Regions from separate parts of the Homo sapiens genome. Here region 2 is linked to region 1. The links are chromatin loops, found by intact Hi-C in ENCODE. Cell type or tissue: natural killer cell. All regions are shown on one strand.

Evidence for each region. Peaks named below come from ENCODE experiments on the same cell type or tissue, not always from the same donor. Only the 100,000 strongest peaks of a DNase experiment are listed, where the experiment ranks them.
Region 2: a loop joins it to region 1, with 11 times the contacts of the local background. A loop is called at or near these places in 1 of 110 quality-filtered maps.

Annotation. Positions count from the first base shown.
Region 1 is chr1:24,908,867-24,911,366 of GRCh38, forward strand. All of the region lies in intron 3 of RUNX3 (RUNX family transcription factor 3), which reads right to left. Among named protein-coding and RNA genes, the nearest start is that of MIR6731, 9.3 kb to the right of the region's middle. In natural killer cell, CTCF peaks have their summits at 967 and 1,188; DNase peaks (open chromatin) are centred at 2,105 and 2,455; H3K4me3 peaks cover 676 bases; H3K27ac peaks cover 2,500 bases.
Region 2 is chr1:25,064,600-25,067,099 of GRCh38, forward strand. No RefSeq gene overlaps it. Among named protein-coding and RNA genes, the nearest start is that of LINC02793, 25 kb to the left of the region's middle. In natural killer cell, no CTCF peak of the experiment used is centred here; DNase peaks (open chromatin) are centred at 102, 442, 1,462 and 1,932; H3K4me3 peaks cover 1,129 bases; H3K27ac peaks cover 2,166 bases.

The DNA of each region.
Region 1 (2,500 bases):
ATCCCCAGAACATGCCTTCTTCTCTCTGGGCCTCAGGCAGAAAAATAACTCCACCAGGATGCTGGGCAGAGGTGTAGGGGGCTTGCATGAGGGACTAGACAGCCATCTCTGCCTGGAAGCTGGGGTCAGGGGACGAGATGTCACACCTGGAGAAAACTGCCAGCATTTTCCACTCCCTATCTGCCAGAGCCCACACAGGAAGAATCCCAGCCTCACATCCGAGGACTCAGAGGTGCTGGGAGGGTCAAGGTGGCCAGGCTCCCACCCTCCTGCGGCCTGCTGAGGCCGAGGGACACTTCTGGAGTGATATCAAGCTTGCAGGGACCTCCCCCGCCACACACACTTTTTTAATTACTAATTTTACATTTCACAAGCAACACGTGAATATTTACAAAAATAAAAGCATTACAGATAAGGCTCTGTCCACCGCTCTAAGCTCCTCTCCAGAGTCCCCACCGTGACCAGTTTCTTTCCAGACATTTTTCATCTTCCATGAATGGAAAACGCAAAGTAGGCTTCTCATGGAACTCTCTTGAACAGCCTCAGTCCGGGTGTGTCATTCTGTAACTTGCTTTCTTAGTAGCACACCTTGGAGCTCAAACTCAGTTTCCCTATCTGCAAAATGGGGACAGTAATCCAGCCCCACAGAAATGACGGAGTTCCCATAAAACCCTGGGGATCCTCCCTGCTACGGAAGGGATTCAACAAGCATGGCGAGAATGACGCTGCTCTCCCTCTTTCCTGCTGGCCACTGGAGGCACAGTTCACTCCGCAGTCCTCTCCACCCACATTTCAGTCCTTCTCAAGCTTCCCCTTTAGTTCCCTTACATGCAACACTCCCGGGAACGTCCCTGTTCGCACCCCCTAGTGGCTGCAGCTTCTCCAGGGCTGACCCGAGGAAAGGACGGCTCCCTTGGAGGACTGTGCACTCCAGGGTTCGGCTGATCAACCCTAACACGGTCACGGCCATTCTACCTCACGTGACTTGGTGGGAGGCTGCCAGTCAGGCAGGGTGGCCAGGCCCTCTTTTACAAGTAAGAGAACTGCAACTGCGGAGAGGCGAGGAAGCTTGTTGGAGGCCACACGCCGAACAAGGGGTGGGATTTCCTGGACCTGGGACCCTTTAGAAAAGATGGAGGCTAGGCATGGTGGCTACGCCTGTAATCCCAGCGCTTTGGGAAGCCGAGGCGGGCGGATCACCTGAGTGAGGTCAGGAGTTTGAAACCAGCCTGACCAATATGGTGAAACCCCGTCTCTACTAAAAGTACAAAAATTAGCCGGGCGTGGTGGCGGGCGCCTATGATCCCAACTACTTGGGAGGCTGAGGCAGGAGAATCGCTTGAACCCGGGAGGCGGAGGTTGCAGTGAGCCAAGATCACACCACTGCACTCCAGCCTAGGTGACAGAGCAAGATTCCATCTCAAAAAAAAAAAAAAAAAAAAATGTGGGAGGGGGTAAGGGGGAGGAGAAGGTTTGCCTAAGGCCTTGGGTCTAGAATGACATGTGCGTTTTCTAGTTTGGCAGAGGGAGAAGAGGCAAGATGTAGGTGGGAGGTAAAACAGAACTCACTGCGCTTCTTGGGGCCTGAACAAGTGATTGCTGGGGACTCGAAAAGTGGGAAAAGCCTGTCGACCACTGTAGGGCATGAGGGGACAGAGCCCGAGGCCTCGCATGGGCCTGATTTCTGATTTTCAGAATGGGAACGCAATGGATTCTGGTACTTGTAGGCCCCCAAGCTCCCTACGCATCCCTGTTGGAAGCTCAAACAGGTATCTGGGAGCCTCAGAAAGAAAGCAGGGGGCCTGGGAGCCACAGGGGCTCAGCCAGTCACCAAGAACCAGGGAGCCCCACCTTCTCCTCCAATGAGGCCCCAGACCAGGAATCCATGGGACACTTGGTGGCAGGAATAAGACCATTTGGTCTCTGGCCAGGCCCCCACTGCTGCCTCCCAGGGCCCTTGGCAACAAAGGGGAAAACATGGGCTGGGGGCGAGTTTAGCTGGAGCTGGGGCTGCAAACTCAGATGCCCATGGGGATGGGGCAAGTCACGTGAACGAGGCAAGTGGGATGGGTGGGGCCTGGAGCGGATGGGGAGGAGATGCCTTGTGGAAAGCACCTGACTGCTACCCTGAGGAGGGCAGGCCCAGTACGGCCAGAGCTTCCAATTCCAGACCGAGTCCTCAGCCCTAACAGGCCTTGGAGGAAATGTTGTCCTTGCTCCTGAGGCCACTGGAAATGGCAGGGAGATGTGGATGAGCTGGGGGACAAGTGAGCAGAAGAATCTTAACAGGCATGAAGCCTGCCGGGTGGACGTGGGGACCACAGACTGATCCGACAACAGCCTGAGTGCAAAGGATCTGGGTGTTTTAGTCAGCCACAAGCTTGAAGGGAGCCAATAGGGCTGGTGCAAAACCTCAGGCCTTGTTACTTTCGTCACAGGAGAATAAAGTCCCCTGTTTCTGAGTCACACCATGTACAAAGAGTGTTTACAGTTACTCCTG
Region 2 (2,500 bases), 160 kb after region 1:
ATCAGACAACAGTGTCTCAAAGCTCAGATCCTCTTGGCAGCATCTAGGCCTTTCGCCTCCTCCCACAATTCCACCCACCAAGCCCCACAGAAAGACAGTCCCAAGGTGGCAAACTTGTAACCCACAGGTGTCAAATGAGTCATTTTGCTTTGCATGTCACCATGCTTTTGAATTTTTTTTTGTTTTAGCTTTGTCAACATTTAACAATTGTAAAACTTCACATCACATGAAAACCCCGATTTCCAACTTTGCTGGAAAAAGCAGAAGCTCTGGTGGAATAAAGCCCACCTTCCTGCTGGGTGGCAGCCCCCCCTCCCTGGGATCAGACAAGGACTCTCCCTCTTGCCTTCCTGACACTGAAGCCAACGTCAGTTGCCACATTGTCACTTGCACTATGGTTTTAATGTCACCGACATGGCCCCTGGAAGCACGGAAGTCTGAGAGGCCTGGAGCTGGAAACCTGGAGCCCTGCGTTCTGACTTGCTCTGTGACCTCAAGCAAGTCCCTTCCCCTCTCTGTGCCTCATCACTTCCTTTATGAACTGAAGGGCCAGACAAGTGATCTAAGAGCCCTTCTTGCCCACAGTGTCCCAAAATCAATAAAGAGGGCTGGGGAGTTGAGCAGACCTTCCTTGGTTGAAGGCCTCTGTCCAGGCATGGGGGGCACTGCTGCAAAGAGACTGCATCCTCCCGACTCCCCCAAACTCAAAGTGCATCCAGGTGCTCCTGAGGGTCTGCTGGGCACTTGCTGCCCCTCCACACCACTCATGAGCTCCACTGAACCTGTCCCCAGCAGCGGGTATGCCCCTCAGATAGATGACTTGCTCTTCTTATGTTCCATGGGCACATGTAATGGGTGGGCAGCAGGCGGAAGAGCAGGACACAATCTCTGTGCTCATAGGCCGTGAGCGGCAGAGAACACCAAGCAGCAGCTGCAGGCAAAAGAAAGCCACTCCCCACAGTGCAACTCTGATCTCTCCGCCACGGCATGGATACCCACCCCTGGCTGCTGCAGGCCGACCCCTGAGAAGCCACTGGAAAAGAGTGCAGGGCCTGGGCCGGGCACAGGTGCCTGTCCAGAGCACAGATTCAGAGTCTGAGCAAATTCAACCCAAATGCTTCCGGTGCCTCCTCCGTGCCTGGCAGTGGGCTCAAGTCCCACCAGTCACTTCCTAAATATGAACTAACCATATCATGATCTGTGTCGTGATTGCTGCAGCTGCGGCGGGAGCTCTCGGGAGAGACCTGGCAAGCCCTATCTGCCAGCCTCCACCGCCTCCTTCACGGAATTGCCTCCTTCTTGCTGGAGCTGTTGTGAGAACCAGATGAGAACAACAGCCAGCATGCCTGGAGAGCTTTTCTGCACCCAGCACGGTTTGGGCTCTTTTCAAGTGACGCTGCGTGTGGCCCGGCCAGCTCACCACACTCACACGTGCCTCTCATGCCTCACACCCGCAGGGCGCCCACACCCACTTCCACACTCACACCCGCCCACCCCCCTGCTCACAAGTGCGTCCTCCCAGGCCCCAGGCCCCCGCCCCTCTCCCCTCCCCTCCCCTGTGGCCAGTGAGCTCCCAGCCTGCCCTGCGCTGGCCCCATGGTGCTGTCAGGCTCCCCGAAGCCACAGCCTGCCCTGACTCCCACAGCCAAATCGAGTCAAAGACCAATTAATATTCTGATACCTGTGGCCAGCTGAAGTGATGGAGAGCTGCTGATTTCTTTTTCCATTTTACTCCAACTGTGGTTTCTTTTTTTTTTCCCAGCCCTCCTTTGGTCAGTGGTTTTAGGGGCACTAAAGTTCACTTTTGTGGGTAACCTGCACTGTTAGCTGTTGATTTAATTAACTCAGCCTTTCTCTTCCTTGACCAGAACACGGCCAGCCGGGCTGCTCTGCAGACACCCATTTGGACAGCCGACGGCTGGAGGCGTCTGGCAGGAGGAGCATGTGGTCCCTGGCAGCCACTCGCCAGCCCCGCTGTCGTTGACAGCTGAGTGTTTTCTGCAGCACTTCTGAGCCACCAGTGTGTGAGGTTCAAGGGGGGTTTGCTCTTATTTGATGGGTGGGCAAATTGAGGCTCCGAGGTAAGAATTCAATAAGGTTGCAAAGCTAGCAACGAGCATTCCTAGGTTTGCAAACCAGGCATGCCTTTGTCCACAAGCCTCTATTTTGAAGAGACTGCCACGCCCCTAAAAGGTGTGGCATTGGAGGTGAGGCAGAGAGAAAGCTGGAAGACACAACGGGGAAGAGGAGTGCAGGGGATTTTAAGGAAGATGCTAGTTGAAGTTGTAACCTCTTGGCCTCACTCCTGGGGTTCTTCCTTACAATGGAGCAAACCAGAATCTTTCTTCCTCTCAGACGTTTCCAGAATTCTTGCACGAATCTCTCAGTGGCAAGGTGAAAGGAACATCAGGCCTTCCACAGAGGGACAGAAACCCTTGCCCAGTGGAGGCCTCCAACCACAGAGGACCCTTAGAGATAGGAAGCCCAGGGCGAGAGGGAG